2 separate regions of the Homo sapiens genome follow, and region 2 is linked to region 1. Evidence: chromatin contacts called from ENCODE Hi-C or POLR2A ChIA-PET data. All regions are on one chromosome and are shown on one strand. Each heading gives the region's core, a stretch centred on a gene start or an enhancer-like site at or near the end of the contact. The rest is flanking DNA. Distances are from core to core; before and after follow the strand shown. Region 1 overlaps NRP1 (neuropilin 1). Region 2 overlaps PARD3 (par-3 family cell polarity regulator).

Region 1 (6,120 bases), core at 3,055-5,554:
CTCATCTCTCGATGTTGCCCAAGATGGTCTTGAACTCCTGGCCTCAAGCAGTCCCTCCCACCTAGGCCTCCCAAAGTGATGGGATTACAGGAGTAAGCCACCACACCTGGCCTAAAGGTATCCTTTTTAAAATGAAGTATTTTGAATAATAAACGAAAAAGGGATTCATTTCAAACGTACAAAATAGGCCATCTATATTTTTCTGAAATTAATACACTTTTTGGTGTAGAATATCTGGAATACCAAAAATACATTTTGTAGCTTTTCCCCAGAAAAAATCTGGCATTTTATATCTATCTCTTCTAAATTAATCTTTAGAAGATTAATTAAATGTAAAAGTAAATAAAAAACAAGCAGAACTCAATCTAGCTTTTATGAAATGTATTCCTGAAATGGTTGATAATTTTTGGAATGTTGGTAAAATTGCAGTTCCAGCCCCTTTTGCCAGCTGAGGCAGAGAGCTGACATCATCAGCACCGATGTGACGTGAGCTAAGCATTCACTTCAGGCCCCATCATCCAGCACCAACACTTCCAGCATGTACCCGGGCAATGATGCTGCACTTTTGGTCTTAGCCCATATGTAAACCTCCACCAATTTTTTCAGAGTTGCTACTTGTGAATCCATACAGCTTCAAACACAGTGATAGATGGAGATGTGTGATTCACAACACGCATGCCTTGAATTTTGAGTTCTGGAGTAAACTGCTTTTCTTCAAAGTCAATTTGAATCAATGGGTAGCTTTCAATTACCTAGTCATTTAATTCAGTGTTTATGATAAAATGCAACATAAAATCACTTGATGGTTAAAAGCCTTCCACGCCTTCTGGTTGTTGTTTTTGGAAAGGATATCAAAGACTAAAAGCAATCTTGTTGGCAGAGGAACTGTGTATGTTGAACTACTATGACACAAATGTTTCTAGTGCCATTGACCAAAAAAAAAAAAAAAAAAAAAAAAAATCCAGGAAGATGCAGTTTTATTTTGCCTAAAAAAGAAAGCTGTTATGCAGGTGCAGGCTGAATGAGGCCAGGTAAATATTAACAAATATACAAACACATCTTCATATTCCAAAGCCAGTTTTCTCTGGGAACAAGTGAAAGGCACCATAGTTTAAAACATGCGTAAATTGCAAGGCTGATAACTCTTATTGTTAATTGTTCCTCGATTCAACTCAGTGATTTTCTAGAGCCAGAAAATTACTACTTTGAAAAACCCTTGACACTAATAACAATGTGCCTTCTTTCTGAAAGTCTTCTAAATAAGTTGATTGATTGGACCTCTTCTTCAGATGTCAATTTAAATGAAAGTTCTAGAAAGGAAAGCTGCAAATTTGGGTTGTGAACAAATAAATCCATTGTAAAATGTTCCAACTATTGTTACAATATTATTATAATACTATTTTCCTAATTATCAGATTGAATACTTGGAAATCAATCAGAACTCTGGGCAAATCTCATTATTTAATAAAGGAGTTTTGATAAGATTATCATAACCCTGTTTATATGGTAAAAGAGCAAAGAAGATATTAAACTAATGTTAACTCACCCATTTATTCCAATGGCAATATAAGGCTTCTCTAAACCTGGTTTTTTTCTAATGCTGTTTACTACTGAGGAACATAGCTAAATTGAATCACACTAATAATAATGTCATTTCAAAGACTAAGGCAATCTCCTTTACATTTTACTTATTCTTTTTTTTAAAACAGATTCTTGCTCTGTTCCCCAGGCTGGAGTGCAGTGGCCATGATCTCGGCTCACTGCAACCTCTGCCTCCCAGGTTCAAGTGATTCTCCTGTCTCAGCCTCCTGAGTAGCTGAATTATAGGCCTGCACCACCATGCCCAGCTAATTTTTGTATTTTTCGTAGAGACAGGGTTTCACTCTGTTGGCCAGTCTGGTCTCGAACTCATGACCTCAGGTGATCCACCTGCCTTGGCCTCCCAAAGTGTTGGGATTACAGGTAGGAGCCACAGCACCCGGTCTACATTTTACTTATTCTTCATGTACAATGTATTTAAATATTCTTTTGAGAATAGTATCTGACTCTGTTTTACAGATAGTTATACATCTCCTAACTCCATGATGGTGAAGAACTTCCAAGCCATCCTCTCTGATCTGTGTAGTGTGTGTTCTCTAGAGAAATCTTAATATTAAACCAGACTAAACACAAGACAAGCAATGCAGCTGTTAACAAATTATTGGATATTATCCCCCTCTGTTCAGAATTTCACTGTGTATTTTTGCCATTTACCTTCTAATTCACAAGAGTGGAATGGAAAACTTTCATTTAGATGTCCATATGGCTATTTCCTCCACCTCCTTCAAATCTTCGCTCAAATGTCATTTTCTTTAATAAGGTCTAACCTCGGCCAGGCATGGAGGCTCATGCCTGTAATCTCAGCACTTTGGGAGGCTGAGGCAGGAGGATCTCTTGAGGTCAGGAGTTCGAGACCAGCCTGGCCAACATGGTGAAAACCCGTCTCTACCAAAAATGCAAAAATTAGCTGAGTGTGGTGGTGTGCACCTGTAATCCCAGCTACTCGGGAGGCTGAGGCAGAAGAATTGCTTGAACCTGGGAGGCGGAGGTTGCAGTGAGCCGAGATTGCTCCACTGAACTCCAGCCTGGGTGACAAGAGCAAAACTCTGTCTCAAAAAAAAAAAAAAAAAAAGTCTAACCTCACCACCCTATTTAAAATTTCAACCTATACCTCCCCACTCCCAACTTCTCATCCCTTGACTCTGCTGTACTTTTTCTTGCTTTCATTTGGGGAGATTTGTTTATAGCACTTCTCACCTTCTAACATTTCATGCACATAATTCATTTATTTGTAACGTGCATTGTTTATTGTTTCCTTCTACCTGGCAGAAGAGAAACTCCAAAGGGCAGCATCTTTCATTGTTTTGCTTACCCTGTGGCTAGGATGGTGCCTGGTACATGACAGATGCTCAGGAAATATTTTTTAGGTATATGAATGCATAGGTCAATGACTATAAATGATGTATTGAGGTGACTCAAATTCCCTAAGATGAAAAATCTGTAGAGAATGTACAGGGAACCTGTCTAAATTAGGAATGCCCAAACATTCTCGTTCCTTTTCCAAATTTTTGTTTTGTAGCATAACGGATGCATAGTTTAGCCTTAAAATTTTATTAAGTACTCAACCTCTCAGGTCCTTGGTCTCTGCATTTATAAAATGAGTGGTTTGATGTAATGGAATTACTAAGAGCCCATCCTCTTACAATCTGTGAATTAATGATGAGTAGCCAGGTCAGTGGATGAGCAAAATAGTTTAGAGAGAAAAACTATGTGTTTGTCTCAATTATATCACAAAAATAGCTAAAAGAACCTTTTGTAATCTTTCATGGCCTCAGCTTCTTATCTATAAAATGAAGGAATTGGACTAGATAATTACTAAGGTCTTCTTGAGCTCAAATATTTCATCACTGCTCTGAATATAGAGAGTTTTGCTTTGTTTTCCAGTGTCCTTTTGAGGTTTTTTTTAATGATTCATGTATCATGAGACTTGTAAAAGAATACTGGTGCCCTTCCTCCAGAACCTTCCCTTTTTGGGGTGCTTCCTGTCATTCTTACCATCAGGGAATCCATCCCAGATTTCTAGCCGGTCGTAGCGACAGAACATCCCCCCTGGAGGATTTGAGTCAGGCTCCAGGTCAAAGCTTTCAAATTCCAGGATAATCTCTGACATCTTTGGCACAAAGACAATATAAGTGCATTCAAGGCTGTTGGGATATTTTTCAGGGAATCCGGGGGACTTTATCACTCCACTAGGTGTTGTGTAGTTCTGGGAACATTCAGGACCTATGAGTAGAAGAGAAAAAGGAGTAAAGTGAAAATCCCACTTAAACAACTTCCCCAAGAAATAACCTGGGTAAAGACAGAACATCTTTCTAATAAAAGCCCGCCAGTATAACCACTGTTCTAATCATGTATTAGTCAGCCTTTTCATATTAGTAAAATGGGTATGGAAAGTCAAGTTCAGATTTATTGTGTTAACCTTAGCTTTCCATTTGTATGGAGCAATTTAAAGACTTCTGCTGTTGCAGGGAAAAATATGACAAATATAAAATCATGTGGGAACAATGAATGAGTAAGCTGCAGAAATCTCAACAGAGCCCTAGAGAAATAATTATGGCCCCTTCAAGCTTAAACCTTTAAATCTTGAGGCTGACAGCCCTTTATTGGTGAAATAGAACATTTATAAAGGCGAGGGAGAGAATTCAGTGGAGGCAGTTTGGGTTTCAGATTCCTACACCAGTGACTCAGTAACTCTGCCAGATGTGACCTATGCCTCTTTGACAAACGAAATGTGAAAGGTAATTCGTACATGTACCAAGGGTGAGTGACTCATTCTGAGTGGTGTTGACACAGGTGGGCCGGTAAAGTGTGGCTGTTAGTGAGGGCACGATAAACTGTGATTACAGGCCATGATGCCGGAAGTCACCTGATATCAATGCTGACATCCTAACCTTCCCCGAAGTATCAGACACAGTATAGTACGCCATTCTAAAATTGCATGTTAATAGATGTGTGTGTGTGTGTAATGCATATATTTATAATGTGTAATTTTAATGACTGTTCAGTACCACCAGGACTTTACAAATTATGGTGATTTGTCATTGAAATTGGTCAAGAGCATCCATGCATATAGTGCAGGTTGACCTTATGCCTGTATGAATGACTCCAATTTCAATTCATGGTAACCAGCATAGGGTGGTATTCACTACACAATTCAAAAACTGCCCTTCTTGGCCGGGTGTGCACAATGGCTCATGCCTGTAATGCCAGCACTTTGGGAGGCTGAGGTGGGCGGATCACCTGAGGTCAGGAGTTCGAGACCAGCCTGGCCAACATAGGGAAACCCCAGTCTCTACTAAAAATAGAAAAATTAGCTGGGCGTGGTCGTGGGCACCTGTAATCCCAGCTACCCAAGAGGCTGAGACAGGAGAATTGCTTGAACCCGGGAGGCAGAGGTTGCAGTGAGCCGAGATCACACCACTGCACTCCAGCCTGGGTGACAGAGCCAGCCAGACTCCGCCTCAAAAAACAAACAAACAAACAAACAAACAACAACCAAAAAAACCCAAAACTGCCTTCTCTACCAACATGAGCACATCAGCTCAGTCCCTGAATACCACCTGCTGCTATGATCTTCAAATAGCTACACTTAAGACACTTGTGAATCAGAGAAGTCTTTATCCTTTTGAATTTCAGGATCAAATCTGGGGGTGTTCAGTTCAACAACTCTTTTCCTGCATCATTTTCTCACAGTGGCTTGAAGGCAGACGTGATGGGGCCCCGGCAATGACATGCAAGGATTCAATTCTAAATAAGGTGCTTTGTTGAGATTGTTCTTAACTAAACATTCTCCCAAAGTGCCAGGCAACTAGAGGCGACTTATTAGACATCAATAGAGATTAAAGTTAACTAACTAGCAGGTCTCTAGTTTTAGTGATTCAGGTCAGGAGGCTGAATACCAACAGAGTGCATCTGGCAGCCTGTTGAGAAAACAAATCAATCCTTTCCTCCTCATGCACATATCGGCTATCCATGGATCCATGGCATTGCAGATGCAGAAGAATTCTTAGATGGGCCCAGTAAACCTGGTCTGCAGAGGTCTGACTTATTTGAAATACCTCTCAAACCTTCTTGGACGTGGCTCACCCTTCACCATGAGAGCTGCAAATGCTTATCTATTTGATTCTGGTTCAAAAGTTGGTAACGTGGCAATTCGCCAGGTCAGTTCCAGGTAGAGATTATGACATGTGCTGTATGGTTTATAATCTTAGTTTCTAAATTACTCTGGTGGCTTCTGAGATGACAGCGACTATGCTAATTTGAGTCATTTATCCACAAAGAAAAAATATATATATACATACATGATATTGGGGACCCTTTAGGATTTTATATCCACAGTGTAGAAACAGTTACCCTGGAGACCTCCAAACTCTTCCCTGGGGAAAAAACCGCTTTGGCTACATTCTTGTAAGCCATGGTTTATTAGTATCTGCATGAAACAGCAAGGTTTCATGCAGATACTAATATTTTCTCCTTCTTAAAAAGATAAAATGTTTCAGTTCAGATTAAGATTTATTGAGA
Region 2 (5,477 bases), core at 1,223-3,722, 860 kb after region 1:
TTTTTATTCTTTACTATGCCTGGAAGAAAAACTTTGATGGAAAAATAGTTACTATTTCAATGTACTGGCACTCAGTCACCCTGAGACCCTTGCAGGCCTTTGTCGGAGAACTGGGCCAAGGCGTCTCCCCTGGGGAGCAGGCAAGTAAGGGTTTCTTGCTTGGTTCCCAGCTAACAAGCTCAACATCCCTGAGACCCTCTAAAGTTAAACATGGGTGAGAGCAGTGATGATGGGACAGTAAGAGAGTGAGGTTTGGGACCATGGATCCCACACAACCACGGCGTATGCAGCACTGACTCTCGATCCTTTTATGGAGCTCTGGATTTATGAAGTATCATTTATTCTAATAACCATATGTGCTAAGCCAAATAAGGGTTATCTTCCCATTTTTCAGATGAAGATACTGTCTTGTCCACACAGGAAGCAGGAGAGCCAATACTAAGAAGCCAGTACACGAGTCGCTTCACTTTTTTAGGGAGCTTGTGGGTGAAAATACTGGCATCTCCTGCAATGGGCATTTCCCCTGGCCTCGCAGTACGACAGCCCCCCACGCTAAGGAACAGTAGCCACGGGACATTTATTGGTTCCTCTGTTGCTACCAGGGGCAAGCTGGAGAGGCCCCAGTGACTTGGGAAGGAGCGCGTTCCTAAAGGGCGGGGGATCTTAAAGGGCCGGGGGGATCTGGAGGCTCGGCCAAGCGTCCTCATACCGAGGCAGAGAGCTGTACTGGCGCTGGGCCTGCTGGGAGCTCTCGCGCTCCTCCTGCCGCTGCCGCTGCATCTGCACCTCCACGGACACCGAGTGTCGCCCGCTCTGCGTCGCCGGCCGTGCGTTCGGCTGGAAGAGGAAAATACAAGCACATCGTTAACCAGAAAGTTCTGTACAGATCACACAACTGGTTGACTCCATTTCGATTCTTATGAATTGACTTTGAAAATTTTGAAAATTCTGTGATTTGTTTTTCAAAATCGTTTCTTTGAGAAAAGTGGCATACATATATTTGCTCTTATGAGCCCATAAACACTCAATTTTCTTAAACTGTGATTTTGGCTTTGGCATGTGGTTTAAATTGAAGAGATCAAACTTTCTAGTCTTCTTTAATTTTTTTTTTTTTTTTTTTTTTTTTTTTTAGAGATGGGATCTCACTCTGTCACCCAAGCAGGAGTGCAGTAGTGCAATCATGGCTCACTGCAGCCTTGAACTCCTGGGTTCAAGTGATCCTCCCACCTCAGTCTCCCGAGTAACCGGGATTACAAGCACAGGCCACCATGCCTGGCTAATTTTTTTTTTTTTTTTTTTTTTGGTAGAGATGGGGTTTCCCTATGTTGTCCTGGCCTCAAGCAATCCTGCCTCAGCCTCCCAAAGTGCTGAGATTACAGGTGTAAGCCACTAAACCCAGCGTCTAGTCTTTATAATGAGGCTTGGTAAATGCTGACATAAGACACCATTTACCTCTCTCCAGAATACACAGAGCAGATACAATAAGAATGAGGCTCTTCCAAAAACTAGAAGATGTTAATGCCAAAAATAAATAAATAAATAAAAATTTGCTACAACTCTCAAAAGAGGGAAAGTCCAGGAGTGCACACCTGTGAGGTGGCCATGTTGATGAATTTTGGGGGGTAGGTATATATTTTAGTTTTACAGCAGGATACAGTATAGCTGATTCCCTTTCTAGTACAGGATGACAGTGAAATTTTAAGCCAAGATTAGTTTAAACTAGGTACCAACAGGTCTCCTGCAATCCACAGATGGCAGCCAAACAGGGAACAGAAATGCCTATCAAAAGAACAAACCCAAAAGCTACTCGCTACTTAAATTGGTTATTAGGTAATGCATTTTACCTTAGTTATTAGGAAATGGCAATTTACCTAAGTTAATCATCCCCTATAGAGAACACTTCAATCCTTCTAACTAAATACTTTGGTTAGCACTCCATTTCAGGAGTTCAAGACCAGCCTGGGCACCACAGTGAGACCCTGTCTCCACAAAAAAATTTTAAAAATTAGTCAGGTGCAGTGGCACATGTCTGTGATCCCAGCTACTTGGGAAGCTGAGACAGGAGGACCGCTTGAGCCTAGGAGATTGAGGCTGCAGTAAGCCATGACCGTGCCATTGCACTCCAGCCTGGGTGATGGTGCAAGACCCTGTCTCAAAAAAAGAAAAAAAAAAAAGGAAAAACGAAAAGAAAGAAAAGAAAAAACATACTTTGGTCAGCAAGTCATCTGGTGATTGGTGCTTCTCACCGAAATCAGATTACTGAACGTGTATACCGCATGGTATAGATCAGGTTTCTGGGATGCTTCAATTTCTCACTGACAATGGTTACCTTACCTTCTAGATCTGGCCTTTTGAAATAAAAGTAGCTGTGCTCAAAATATACAATGGTGCCTCTACATTTATGAAACATCCCAATGGTTTGTCACAGCATCAGCAGTAGGCCCCTTAAGTGATCCTTTTCAGTACTCGCCACCCTCAGTTCCCCCTCTGTTATGCAACGTTGTGCAACAGGCATAGTCTGAGTGAGGAATGTCTGTTTGAAACAAGTTATTGATTTTCTTTTAGAGTTGAAAGCTAATGGTAGACTTTGCCCTGATAATGATTTTCTAAAACAACAGAGTCTGAACATTCATTTGGCGAGCTGTAAGATAACAGGTAGCCTTGTTACCAAAAGAATGGCTCCTATGGTTGGCTTTGGCCAGCACAGAAAGAAATCAAGCATCATCTATTGTTCTCTTTCTGCAAAGCCAGCACAACCTTACTTGTTGATAAGCAGTAATGAAGCAATATACAGGACAAACATTTCAAAGCATATGGGCTTAGTTAGTGAGCATATTAAAAATATCCCGATACAAAAATAATGTGTGAGGAGATTAGGCTTTACAATACCCCAGTCTCTACTAGGGGCTTTATAACCACACTCACTGGAACAAATGTGTATTCAGAGACCCGCTTCACAACACCGTTCAAATAACACATCAGTGAGGCCTTCAGCAAGAAAAACACTTCGCTGAGCGAGTTCTGCTTATGCAAACAATTGTTCATCAACTGCATTAAAAGAGACAGACATTTTCTTCCATTACACTTGATGAGGCTGGCCAAAAAGGAAACTGAGCTGTTTTCTTGTCACGGTGAGCAATGGGAAGCTTGAGATAAACCACTGGACAGAAAGAAAACACTACACCATTTCCTTTACACCCTCAAAAGAACCACATTTTCCTTTCCTTTTCACTCAGTGTAAACTATATGCATGTGTCAAACAGTCTTGAAAGATCTGGCATTCTGCAGCAGGATTTAGTAACCAGCTTTTTAAGCTCGTGCTGTTCTGTGACAAGCTGCTTGTGGAGATGTGAAGGGAAATTGCAAGGTCTTGTAGAAATTTCAGGTGTATTTTTAAGTTGTTTCTCCCATAGGCCTGAAAATTTGCTTCTGACAGAGAAAAAAGAAGTTGAAGGACTTGTTTTCTCTGCTGTGTGTTTTCTGACACTGTTCGCCTCAAACTTTATCAGCTACAAGTATCTAGTTGGATCTGGATACATTCCAATGATGACATTATCAGCATATGGGGTCTGAAAACTTAAAAGGAGTGAATGAGTTTGGGATCAGCAAACTGACATATTTCATACTATCATGCTCACCAGGAAGAAACATAAACATTGGCTTCACCATTAATAGTTTACTCCATTTCTCTTTTTAGAACTTGCAAAAGGGTGGGTTACTAAACAGAATCACTCTTACCTTTAAGATAAAACCCTCTAACAGGTCACATATTTCAAGGAAGATTGCATACATGACCAGCCCAGAGCAACAACTAAATAAGTTCATCCCGGCAAGTTTGACACTTGACCTGAATAAAAATCACCCCTCTAATTCACAATTTAAATGAAGACCTCTTAAAAACAAAAACTGGATGAACAGTATTACAATGGCAATCTGGAATTTTACACACTGTGGCTTCAATCCCTATGGCATGAACAAAATAATGTATCTGAGTCCAAGCACAAAAATAAAGTGAAGAAAAGAGGTAATTTGTAACCTCACAGAGAAGTGTATGTTTTCAAATAAAATATCATCAACAACTGCAGCGACAAAGTAACACCCACATAGGGAAATACCTGCGCAGGCATAACTGTAATAACTCTGGAGATTCACCAGAGAACAAGGCGAAGCTCTGTTCTAACAGTGCAAATTACAAATAACCCTGTGATGAAATTGGTTACAAGCAATGACCTTTTAAATAAAAAAAAAACATGGCTGCCAGAGCCATAATAACAATAGAGATTGTAAGATGGAAATAAACACACGAGTATATATTACACAGGATGCTGGAGAGCCATGATATGTAAATCTCTTCATGGCCTATGTTTAAAACCACAAGTGAAAAATATGTATTTTTTTTTGTAAGTGGACTACAAAGTACTTGTCTTTCTCATAGATTATAAAGGGATAATAATTCAAGCTTGAGGAAGCTATACAATGTTGGTATCATTTAGTAGGGTAAAATATAAAAAAATATTTTCCACAGTTTTTTTTTTAAACATTTTGTTTTTATTTTAGAGTCAGAATCTTGCTCTGTTGCCAAGGCTGGAGTACAGTGGCACAATTACAGCTCACTGCAGCCTCAAACTCCTGGGCTCAAGCTGTCCTCAGTAGCCAGGACTACAGGTATGCACCACCATGCCTGGTTAATTTTTTTTTTCTTTTTAATTTTTGTAGAGGCAGGGTCTTGCTGTGTTGCCCAGGCTGGTCTTGAACTCCTGCTCTCAAGTGATCCTCCCACCTTTGCCTCCCAAAGTGCTGGAGATTACATGCTTGTAATGGTCTCATACGGTGTTTTATGAATTAAGTCTTTAAGCATTTCTCTTAATTAAATAAAATCATTGCTTCAAAATAAAAATAGAAAAAAATGAAAATACAAAACGAAATATTTAATAGACAGTTAACAGAGTAAAGAACAAACATGAATATCCACAGTACAAAGTTTCAGTACTAATTAGAACTAGGTAATACTGTAAGACTTTGACAGCTTAATATGCGAGTGTGCTGCCACTTATGAAATAAAATCATTGTTATATTAACATATACATAGAATATTCAATAATTTCAAATAATCTATCACTTTTCTTCTTATAGATAAGGAAAATAGTGTGTAAGTATGTGTGGGTGTGCACGTGTATATATATATCCACACACATATGTAATATTTTTATAAAGGATCACTTTGAGCAGATTTTCTCCTTAAATTATGAATGATAAAAATCTGCAAAATTTTGTATGTCCAAGGGCACATATAGAAAACAAAAAGTAAAATACAAAACATTCAGGCACTTTGGATGAAAACCTGTGATGAAGATGATGGTGAGAATGATGCTGATGACAAAAAGACTAATGGCATTCCCTTGAGATTCACAATCCTTACTTTAGCAATTCACATGAGCTGTGACCCTAATAGGAATTCCATATTCTGATAAGAGTAG

Evidence for each region. A loop is a pair of places that touch in the nucleus more often than their neighbours do. ChIA-PET counts read pairs that join two places held with the same protein, here RNA polymerase II (POLR2A). Pooled maps may share reads with other maps.
Region 2: a loop to region 1 is called in a pooled map, with 11 times the contacts of the local background. The contact joins two enhancer-like sites. A Hi-C loop is called at or near these places in 6 of 50 pooled maps. POLR2A ChIA-PET finds 5 or more read pairs at or near these places in 2 of 52 experiments (AG04450 and OCI-LY7).

What each region holds. Positions count from the first base shown.
Region 1 is chr10:33,260,052-33,266,171 of GRCh38, forward strand. NRP1 (neuropilin 1) reads right to left here. Exons shown (of 17, transcript NM_003873.7): 4 at 3,595-3,822. Among named protein-coding and RNA genes, the nearest start is that of NRP1, 72 kb to the right of the region's middle. RefSeq lists an enhancer at 3,675-4,874. Within about 2 kb of position 4,305, at least 10 of the 41 ENCODE cell types and tissues checked have a DNase peak (open chromatin) inside an H3K27ac peak, as active enhancers do.
Region 2 is chr10:34,118,904-34,124,380 of GRCh38, forward strand. PARD3 (par-3 family cell polarity regulator) reads right to left here. Exons shown (of 25, transcript NM_001184785.2): 24 at 710-837. Among named protein-coding and RNA genes, the nearest start is that of LINC02629, 220 kb to the left of the region's middle. Within about 2 kb of position 2,473, at least 3 of the 41 ENCODE cell types and tissues checked have a DNase peak (open chromatin) inside an H3K27ac peak, as active enhancers do.